Linked DNA regions of Homo sapiens: region 1 is linked to region 2. Evidence: chromatin contacts called from ENCODE Hi-C data. All regions are on one chromosome and are shown on one strand. Each heading gives the region's core, a stretch centred on a gene start or an enhancer-like site at or near the end of the contact. The rest is flanking DNA. Distances are from core to core; before and after follow the strand shown.

What was found. A loop is a pair of places that touch in the nucleus more often than their neighbours do. Pooled maps may share reads with other maps.
Region 1: a loop to region 2 is called in a map of naive thymus-derived CD4-positive, alpha-beta T cell, with 38 times the contacts of the local background. The contact joins the promoter of DNAJB6 here to the promoter of ACTR3B in region 2. A Hi-C loop is called at or near these places in 1 of 168 maps with a recorded cell type or tissue (naive thymus-derived CD4-positive, alpha-beta T cell), 1 of 37 single-sample maps with no recorded cell type and 7 of 50 pooled maps.

What each region holds. Positions count from the first base shown.
Region 1 is chr7:157,335,715-157,341,192 of GRCh38, forward strand. It overlaps DNAJB6 (DnaJ heat shock protein family (Hsp40) member B6), which reads left to right and starts at 1,290. Exons shown (of 10, transcript NM_058246.4): 1 at 1,290-1,430. RefSeq lists enhancers at 738-1,240, 1,241-1,744, 2,473-2,522, 4,825-5,345 and silencers at 1,003-1,162, 1,353-1,562, 1,623-1,812.
Region 2 is chr7:152,756,838-152,762,269 of GRCh38, forward strand. ACTR3B (actin related protein 3B) reads left to right here and starts at 2,915. Exons shown (of 12, transcript NM_020445.6): 1 at 2,915-3,089. The coding sequence starts at 3,046. It also overlaps the pseudogene RN7SL845P. RefSeq lists enhancers at 2,557-2,716, 3,717-3,766 and silencers at 2,967-3,486, 3,247-3,541.

The DNA.
Region 1 (5,478 bases), core at 40-2,539, 4.6 Mb after region 2:
GTGATCTCCGCTCACTGCAACCTCCTCCTCCTGGGTTCAAGCGATTATTCTGCCTCAGCCTCTGCAGTAGATGGGATTACAGGCATGCACCACCACACCTGGCTAATTTTTTTTGCATTTTTAGTAGAGACGGGGTTTCTCCATGTGTCAGGCTGGTCTCGAACTCCCAACCTCAGGTGATCCGCCCGCCTTGGCCTCCCAAAGTGTTGGGATTACAGGCGTGAGCCACCGCACCCAGTTGAGATTTTTATTTCTTAAAGGAAAGGATAAGGTGGGCCAGGACTAAGACAACACAGTAGCAAACATCTGGCTGAATGCTGGAGAGGAAGACAGTGGGAGATCCAGGCCAGGCTCCATGGACGAACTGCTTGTTGGCTCCTTAGGCTTTGGGTCTGCGGGACCCTTTCGCTACTGGGAATGGGAGCCTGTCTGACTGCACTGGGTCTGAGACTCCCTGCTCCTGCTGGTCACCATCTACACGCATGTGGTGTTGGTCTCCAGGGTTAGAACCAGAACCCCTGAGGACGCGGGAAAGGCTAGGAAGCCTGGGGATGACCTAAAGTCCAGCTATCAAAATGCGCCGCGTTTTCAGAAAAACTACTGCCACGATTTAACCTAAAAAGCTTCATCTGTATTTTCTGCCACAGTTTGCTTCCGTTTCCTTCAGTCACTATTCCCTGGCGAAGTCTCCACGCGCTCCCGTTCGCCGGGGAACTTAGGGTATCCGGGCTTCCCTAAATTGACAAGCGGGGGCCGGCGCCTTCGCCCGCCTTCGCTGGCCGCCGCTTGGTTTGTTCTTCTTCTCCTTCGGGGACTTCTCCGCCCGCGCCCGCGCCCGCGCCCCAGCTTTCGTCCCGCTGTGCGGAGATGCCACCCAGCTCCACCGCAGGACCGCGGAGCGAGAGGCGGCAGACGCGCTCCGGGGGCCGCCGGTCAAGAGGAAGATGAAGGGCGCGACGACTTCGCGGTTTCCAGAATGGGCTCCTTCTGGCCCAACAATAAGTGCCATTTGGAATCTTCTCGGCCTTCTCTGTGCCTTCCGCGCGTCTGGGCTCCCCGGTACCGTAGACCCGGCCCCGAGCTCCGCCCCCTCGCCCTGGGCTTCCCCGCCCCCTCGCCCCCAGTCTCCTGGGCTCTTCGGGGCGGCGGAAGAGCCGAGAACCTTCGCGAAGGTGGGGCGGGCGCCCCCGAGGTTGGGCCCGCGGTATGGGCAGTGGAAACTGCGCATGCGCGGCGTCAGGGTCGGGCGGAAGTTGACGCCGCCGTGCCGCCGCCGCGTGACGCATTTCCTGTTTGTTGTTGGAGAAAGGAGAGAAAGGAAAGCGCGAGGAGCCGCCGCCACCACCAGCGCAGCAGTCCTGGAGCTGTGAGGAGATTCGGGCCGTCACCCTGCCTCCCCTGCGTCCCGCCACCGGCCGCTTCTGTCCTCGGTGAGGGTCTGTTCCGAGGGTCGGGGGAGGTCGCCTAGGGCCCCGCGCGCGCCCGGCAGACGGCGGACCTCACCCGGCGCCTGGCAACAGCGCGGGGGGTGACCGGGGTCGCCGGCCGGGGAAAGGACTGGACGGGGCGGGGGCCGTGGCCGGGGTTGCGGGGCGAAGGGTGGGCGGGGTCCTCTGGGTCAGGTCTGGGGCCGGGGCCGGGGCTGGGGTCTGGGGCCGCCCGGCCGCGTCCTCCCCGCCCGGCGTCCTTGCCGGAACGCGGCCCAGCCTCCGCGGCGGCGGTTGGGGGTGGGGCCCGGCCTGGGAGCGGCCGGCTGGGGCTCGGCTGGGGCTCGGCGGGGCCGGCAGCGTGGGAGGCGTGGAGCGCCTTCTTTTTCTAAGGCTCCCGCACTCGCGTCTGAAACCAGAAACGGGAGTGGCTTGCGGAGCAGGAATGCCGCAGCCGTGCCGCCAAGTTCGGAGGGAGAAGAAGCAGGTGGGGGACCGCAAAGCCCTGTTTCTAGAACTCCGGACGGATTGTTCAGAAGTTTGTGGAAGAGCAGGCTGCCTTTCTCACTCAGAATGTTTGTCTGCTTTGCTTTGCGTTAAAGAATCTGCACCGTAGTTGATGCAACTGAAGTTTATATAAGAAGTTTACATTAACTCTTACCTAAGGAAGGTCAGTGACACACGCAGTGTAAACTGCAAATCATATATTGGCTCGAGAAAGGTTTTGGCACTAGCGAATTTTTTAAAGGATGGGTTTGCTAGTCAGACGTAAACTTCTGTGCTAACTTCTCACGTAAACGGGGCAGGAAACAGCGCAAGTAGAACGATCGTGCCACCACCGAAGGGGTGCCGCCTGCGAGCTCGGAGGCTTCAGCCTGTTTGGGAAGAGTAGGCTGAGCGGCGCTCTTTGTAGTTTTCAACGTTTTTATTGAGTTGCGAATTTTAGTAAGGATTTGTCGCTACAATTTAAGCCAAATTATTGATTTAGTAGAAAAGTTAGAGTGAAGACCGAAGAAAGGAAACAGACGTTAACCATTAAAGCTTGATTGCTGCTGCTTCGTGTTTAACCGCACTTTTCCAAATAGTGTTGCGTATCAGAACGATTCATGATTTCTGAAAGGAATTATATGCAGCCGCCTTACTCCTCCGCCAGTCCACCCGTCCCGCGTTCTCTCTGGGTTTACTCCAGACTTCCTTTTTTTTTTTTTCCTGAGACGGAGTCTGTTCTGTTGCCCAGGCCAGAGTGCAGTGGCGCGATCTCCACTCACTGCAACTTCCAGCTCCCAGGTTCAAGCGAGTCTCCTGCCTCAGCCTCCTGAGTAGCTGGGGTTACGGGTGCTCGCCACCATGTCCGACTAATTTTTGTATTTTTAGTAGAGACGGGGGTTTCACCGTGTTGGTCAGGCTGGTCTCGAACTTATGACCTAAAGTGATCGCCTGCCTCGGCCTCCCAAAGTGTTGGGATTAGAGGCGCGAGCCACCGCGCCTCGCCGACTCCAGACTTGTTTCCACTCCTGAGGGCCTTAAGCTCCCTTGGAGTTTGTGCTTTCACATTTCTTTCTGCCTTCCGTGATAAAGGGATGAATAGTTTTTATGCACGCTTCAGCGAGCTGCGGGTTTTTGTGGATTACGCAGGCTGTGAAATTTGGGAAGTAAGTTGCCTTAAGTTGGTAGATGTGGAGATTTGACAGGAAGTGGGAGAACAAAGGGGTTGGGAAGCTTTTGGAAAGTGTCCAGGCTTCATCTGTGCTGTGGAAGGTGAGAAAGTTGGGAATTCCAGAGGGCAGAGCTCTTAAAGAATTTGAGATGAGTTCAGCACTCTCTTCAAAACAGTGTTTTAAAATTTATTTTCTTCTGGATATGAAAGTGTTAGGTTTGGGAAGTAATTCTGGCTGTAGGACAGTTTTTCCGGAACACTAGGTGGGGAGTGTTGAATGTTGTGAAGACTAAAATATGCATATGGTATTACAGTGTGATACCTGTTACTGAGTGGCGTACATTAGCTTTCATTTTTAAGCAAGCCCGTAATTCCCTTCTATTAACTCTGTTTTGGACAGTGGTACCCGTCACCCTCATCAGTCTTCAACCTAGATAACCTAAATCCAGGTCTGAGGTGGGGGTGGAATGGTCTGTTTGCACCTTTTTTTTTTTTTTTTTTTTTTTTTTTTTTGAGACGGAGTCTTGCTCTGTCGCCCAGGCCGTAATTAATGCGGTGGCGCGATCTCGGCTCACTGCAAGCTCCACCTCCCGGGGTCACACCATTCTCCTGCCTCAGCCTCCCGAGTAGCTGGGACTTCAAGCTTCCGCCACCACAGCCGGCTAATTTTTTTGTATTTTTTTAGTAGAGACGGGGTTTCACCGTGTTAGCCAGGATGGTCTTGATCTCCTGACCTCGTGATCCGCCTCCTCGGCCTCCCAAAGTGCTGGGATTACAGGCATGAGCCACCGCGCCCGGCCTTTTGTGTGTGTGTGTGTGTGTGTGTGTGTGTGTGTGTGTGTGTGTGTGAGATGGAGTTTAGCTCTTGCCCCTGCTGGAGTATAATGGCACCATCTTGGCTCACTGCAACTTCGCCTCCCAGGTTCAAGCGATTCTCCTGCCTCAGCCTCCCGAGTAGCTGGGATTACAGGCATGCGCCACCACGCCCAGCTAATTTTTTCTATTTTTATTAGAGACGAGGTTTCACTATGTTGTTCAGGCTGGTCTCGAACTCCTGACCTCAGGTGATCCACCCGCCTCGGCTTCGCAAAGTGCTGGATTACAGGTGTGAGCCCGCGCGTCCGGCTGTCACTTTAAAGAGTATTATAAGAGGGCACTTCATAACTTGGGCAGGTATTTTTAGTCATCCTGAACGTGTCGCTGTGGACTGGGTGTCACCGCGGGACCGCACAGACACCTTACTGTCGTCTGCTGTAAAGGTCAGCTTCTATATTGGTTAATGCTTACAGATATCTGTTGAGGAATAAGAGAATGTAATTAGCCTTTGTATTTGTGAGTTGACGTTTTGACGGGATTTTTACTTCTTAGTATTTATTTGCATCGAGGTTACACACTGGATTAACAGCGTTTTTTGGAAACCTTTTTAAAACTTTTTCATTTCCTCAGAAATGATTCTGTTCAAAATGTGGTTTGGTTAAATTTGTGCAGGACCCCACCTGGTGGTGAGAGGCGGGTAACTGCAGGCTCATTAGCGAGTAAGAGTAGGATCAGTGGCAGGATTTAGCAAATGGTGTAGTTCAAGGATGAATAGAATTTGAGAATATCAAACTCAAAAAAATGAGGTTAATGAGAAGAAGAGCAAAGTTGGTGAAAACAAGAATATGTTAGAAACGATGATGTAGGAATGGAAAAACGACAACGCCTACCTGCAGAAAAGTCAACTAGTAAAAATGTGATTTTTTTTTTTGTATTGATATTAATGAGGTGTTTTGTCAAACAAAACCCTTTATGTTTTTGTATGGACATAAATCACTGTTGACCTGTTTCATGTTCCTGGAGATATCCTACTTGAGAAGGAATATTGATTGATGATTAGTTGACTGACTGATTTACTTGAGATGGAGTCCTTGCTCTGTGTCCCAGGCTGGAGTGCAGTGGCGCGGTCTTGGCTCACTGCACTCCTGGGTTCAAGCCATTCTCCTGCTTCAGCCTGCCAGGTAGCTGGGATGACAGGCGCGTGTCACCACGCCTGGCTAATTTTTGTATTTTTAGTAGAGACGGTTTCACCATGTTGGTCAGGCTGGTCTCGAACACCTGACCTCAGGTGATCCCCTGCCTCCGCCTCCCAAAGTGCTGGGATTACAGGCGTGACCCACCGCACCTGGCTGTGTGTGTGTGTGTGTGTGTGTGTGTGTGTGTGCGCGCGCGCAGGTGGAATCACCCTGTGTGCCCAGGCTGGTCTCGAACTCCTGGCCTCAAGTGAGTCTTTCATCCCGGCCTGTCAAAGTGCTAGAATTACAAGTGTGAGCCAGGTGCCTGGCCAGATTTTAGATTTTTTTGTTGTTGTTGAGATGGAATCTCATATTGCCCAGGCTGGATGCAGTGGCGCCATCT
Region 2 (5,432 bases), core at 1,665-4,164:
CAAACGACAACACGCAGGGCCCTGGCAGAGCTGAACGTACAGGCCCATGATGATGCCATCGAATGGTCAAATTATCCTGGAGTCACTGGATTTCCTATTGTGCGAGATAACAAATTTGCTCTTTCCTTGTGCCACTTTTAGTTAGGTTTTCTGTTATCTGCCTACAAAACACCTTTGATATATCAAGGGTTAGTGGTATCTAGAGGAAATCACTGAGGTCAGGAAATCTTTTGTTTTCTACCAGCTGCTGACCATGGCCATCAATCCCAATGAGTCCTATGCAGAGAAGATGCTCCCTGAAATCGCACACCCTTTATTACTAGCCAGTCCCAAATTCCTGTAAAGACTTCTTCCCTGGTGTAGTAGCTGGGTCCTATACAAGCCTTGAGGTCTTTCTTCCTGGGCTTTGTGCATGTTTTCCATCCCAGAAACACTCTTCCACCCTACAGTCTCCTCCACCTAGCTACTCTGCCCACCTTCTGGGTTTCAGCTTCAATATCATTGCTTTGAGAAGTTTCTACTGATTCCCAAGTCAGCCCCTCTATGGCTTTCTGGGCACCCTGGACTTGCCCTGTCTTAGCATTGACTACACTGTATTGTAATTGCCTGTTTACTGTTGCTATCTCCCACTGGACTCTTGTGGGCAGATACTCTGAACATCCTGTTTACTGCTGCATGCTCAGTCTAACACAAAGCCTGACTCACAGTAGGCGCTTGATATATGTTTGTTAAGTGAATAAAATAAAAGACATGGCAGTGTCAACAGTCTGTAATTTAGAATTAATCTATGTTTAGGCTAGGGCCGTGAAAAAAATGGGAGCTGGGCTGGGAGCAGTTGTACTTGCCTGTAGTCCCAGATACTCGGGAGGCTGAGGTGGAAGGGTCCCTTGAGCCCAGGAGTTCTGTGCCACCCAGAATGATGGATCTGCACTAAGTTTGGCATCAATATGGCACCCTCCCAGGAGCGGGGAACCACCAGGTTGCCTAAGGAAGGGTGAACTGGCCCAGGTCAGAGATGGAGCCGATCAGAACTCTCATGCAGATCAGTAGTGGGACCATGCCTGTGAATAGTCGCTGCCCTCCAGCCTGGGCAACATAGTGAGACCCTGTCTCTAAGAAACAAGCAATAAGAAAAGAAAAAGAAAAGGGACCAAGGCAGGGCTTTGGCAAAACACAAAGCAAGCCAGCCAATCTTTAACCCCAGCCTTGGGCTTCTAAACTGGGATTCCTCCACACTTACTCCTTTTTATTTTCCTCCCATTTGCTTCTCTCTTCAGTTCTCCTGAACATTCTCTAGGTCTGGGCCTTAATGGGTACTTATGAGTTAAAAAAAAGAAATGATGATGGGTTACCTAGGAGTGGTCAACGTATCTATTACTTCTAGGTAAAAAACACAATGTTTTAAGTACCTGTAAAAACAACATGTCTTGGCTGGGCGTGGTGGCTCATGCCTGTAATCCCAGTACTTTGGGAGGCTGAGGCAGGCAGATCACGAGGTCAGGAGCTCAAGACCAGTCTGGCCAGCATGATGAAACCCTGTCTCTACTAAAAATACAAAAAATTAACCGGGCATGGTAGTGGGTGCCTGTAATCCCAGCTACTTGGGAGGCTGAGGCAGGAGAATTGCTTGAACCTGGGAGGCGGAGTTGCAGTGAGCCGAGATTGCGCCACTGCACTCCAGCCTGGGCGACAGAGTGAGACTCATCTCAAAAAACAAAACAAAACAAAAAAATACATGTTTCCAGAAAGCTCCTAAAAAATTAGTATCAAGAATTTACGATCGGGCAAGAAGCAGGAAGCAAGTGGCAAGTGGGACTCTCAGTACCTTTATAATATAGTAGGTGGTGTTTGCCTTCTTTGGTTTCAGTAAGAACTTTTGGGCGATCATCCCATCTTCGACACTTGAAAACATTTTCCAGGAGTGATCTTGGTGTGGTTTACTCAGTCTAAGGCCATTCATTCCTTAAGGCTGGCCAAGCATTTGTTTTGCAGATTTTTCTTCTTAGAAAAATTTAGGCCGTGTTAGGTATAATAATTCCAACTAATTTTTTTTGTTGTTTTTTTGAGACAGACTCTCGCCCTGTTGTCCAGGCTGGAGTGCAATGGCGCGATCTTGGCTCACTGCAACCTCCGCCTCCCAGGTTCAAGCGATTCTCCTGCCTCAGCCTCCGGAGCAGCTGGGATTACAGGCACCCGCCACCACGCCCGGCTAATTTTTGTATTTTCAGTAGAGAAGGGGTTTCACCATGTTGGCCAGGCTGGTCTGGAACTCCTGACCTTGTGATCCACCCTCAGCCTCCCAAAGTGCTGGGATTACAGGCGTGAGCCACCGCGCCCGGCCAATTCCAACTAATTTTTTTTTTTTTTTTTATTATATGGGGAAGGTTACTCAGTCATTCAACAAACATTTGGGCACTTCCACAGGTACACCAAATACTGTGCTAAGCACCTGCTGCTCATCAATAGTGATTAAGACAGACTCAAGCCCTATCCTAGAAGATTTGATAGTCCAGTAGGGGAGGCAGACAACAAATACATAAATATAAAAATATAAACACTTTGCTTTAAGGGTTAGGAATGAAACCAACAGATTGTTGAGACAGAGGATACAGTACCGGTAGGGGACATAGTCAGGGTGATCAGGAACAACTTCCCTCGCAAGGTGACATTCGAGCGAAGACTTACAGGAGGAGAAAGGCGCCAGGCCTCGGAAATGGGGTCACGTTCATGTAAGTCAGTTAAAAATAAACCCCAATCTCTCCAGCAGCAAGGTTGGACGTATGGGGCCAAGAAGCCTCGCTGCCAGCACTAAAGATGGCGCGCCGGAGTGGGGGTGGGGGTGTTGGGGGAGGCGGGGCGTGCGCGCGTTCTGATTGGCCGACCGGGGAGTGACGTCACGTGTCGGCCGCCGAGCATCCGGGCTCCCGGCAGCGGCGCTGCGGCGGCTCGCGGGAGACGCTGCGCGCGGGGCTAGCGGGCGGCGGAGCGGACGGCGACGGGGCGCTCTCGGGCTGCCGGCGGGGCCGAGCGCCGCGCGTCCCGAGCATGGCAGGCTCCCTGCCTCCCTGCGTGGTGGACTGTGGCACCGGGTAAGAGCAGCTCGGCGCCCACCCCCGCTCCTCCGCGGCCCCGCTCCCGGCCCCTGGCGTCCACCTCGCCTGGAGGTCGAGCTGCGTCCGTCGCCCCGGGCTTGAGCCCCGCGATCACCTGGGCAGGTGGGGCGCCGGCCGCCGCTTCCCTCCAAGCCTTGCCTTGACGTCGTAAAACCCCCTCTTCCCTGCCGGGAAGGGCCACAAGAGGAAAAGCACGGAGGGTAGGGACGCGGTGCCCACTCTGAGCGAGCCCGGCGCTCCTCGCCTCCCCCGCCCACGTGGCCGGGCCCCTGGACCCGCAGCCCGGCTCCGGCCGTCGCCGGGGTGGACACCCTGAGGGACACCGGGAGCGCGGGATCTCCCCTCCTAGGAATATTCGCCAGCGTGAGGCACAGATCATCACTGCAGATCCTTTAACGTCACTCATCTCCTAGTGAACGGTGTCCCTGCCTTCCAGCGTTCTCAGCACTGGCCCTCGTTCTGTCCCCGCGTGTGCGTGTCATTCCTCCTGGCTGAGGATTCTTTACCACCTACTTGTGGAGAGAATAGCATCGATCTCCCAACTTGATACCATTTTTACTGCCCTCCCTGCGCTTTTCCAGTATGAAATGGCACACTCAGGCCAAGCTGTCCCTTTGGTTTGCATAGATTTGCCTTTTCGCTGAAAAATGATGTGTTTAAAAAGACTCCATTTTGAAAAATACCCTAAATTTGGGAGAGCATGTTTGTGGAATTGTGGTAGAGGTTTTTGTTTTTAACTTTTTGAGTGTGACCACTTCTTTCGTTGCCGTTAAGCTATTAAAAAGAGATCTTAGGAAATGCCCTGAAGTATCGGTGACCCAAGTTAGCTGGTTGTAGTAAGGTGATTGCTGAATCCATGTAGCTGGTAGTTTGGGAATACAAGCTTGCCTGCCTGCGTTATGGGTGTAGTGCTTAGTAAAATAGCCTGGAAGTAAATTTGGTCTCTTAGCGATTTTTTTCAAGAAGGGATTTTAATCATTTTTGCCACAAAATGTAACATGGCATGTTCACCTTACCCTTGATTCTTTTCTATAGAAAAATGCACTTGGTTTGGTTTCCTTGACAACCTTGTGGGGGTGCCTTCTTTAGTTTGCTACAGTCCATCTCCTACTGTTAGTTCCTTCCTTTTGCTGCTGAAGCGACCAGAAGTGGTTGTGGACTGGAAAAATCCTCTTTGCTTGTGTGAATTCTTTTTGAAATACACGTCATATCAAGCTTTGTAGCTCTTTATTTTAGAACTTGCTTTTCTACCTAAAACACAAGCCAAAATCAGCGTTGTCGATACTACAGCTCCCCTCCCTCAATTATTGACACCCTTAACTCATGCCCTCCCCCAATGGGTTCACCTCAGGTCCCCTCAGGTCTGGTTGTGTCAAGAGTGAAACCAGTGGGTGAAAGTATTTTTCATTTCCACATTTGCATGTGAGATTTTTGCTTTGTAGTTTTAGTCTTGCAGAACTATTAAAATATAAAGGAATTCTTGGTAGTAGCAATAAAATAATGCTCACAGAGTTGTCATACCTTTAAGATTAGTAAGTCGTGGACCTTACTCATCTTTCTTGCTATAAATACCTAAAATGTCGTGCTCAGTTTTGACCTTTTGAGGTAAGTGATTAATGTAACTTGGCTAACTTGGAGATTCAACTTCTATAGATCATTGTTTTGTGGCCCAAAGTCATGCTTCAGAAGTTGGTGTCAAGACTTAGAAACGGTGGCAGGGAATCTCCATATGAATTCCCCATATCGAGTGTATGGCCAGAAGGAGCCTGAAAGAGCCCGAATTTACCAACTTGAGCACATCAGTAGTTCTTACATTTCCCAGAGAGCCAAAATGATTTTTGGATTTAGTTTTGCCTCAAAATAGGACAAAAAGTGGTAAAATTCAGATAAAAATAACCAAGCCAAAGGAAAAGAACGGACCTAGGAAGTCACCCTGAGCTTTAGCCCAGTGGCTGCTGAAGTTGGTCCGCACATTCGACCTTAGTCTTCCTGTCTGACAACATCATAAGAGTCATGGTTATGTAATTCCTGTCATCAGAAATCAAGAGAAATACCTGTTTCTTGGGTGAAAAAAGCCTTTTTTTGTAGTACTAAATTGTAAAAGCATTGAGCTATACATAGTGGGCACTAATGATTTATTGGACAGTGTGATAAACAGTATTTTTTACAAATAAATTTCATCCCAGTATCCTTGAATCCTCCTCAGGTAAACCCCGAGACTACCTGAGTAAGCAGTGATGTGCTGGAGGCCAGGATAATATGGACAAAGGGATCTGCTGAGTCCAAAAATAAAGCTTCATCTATTTAAAGGGATGACTA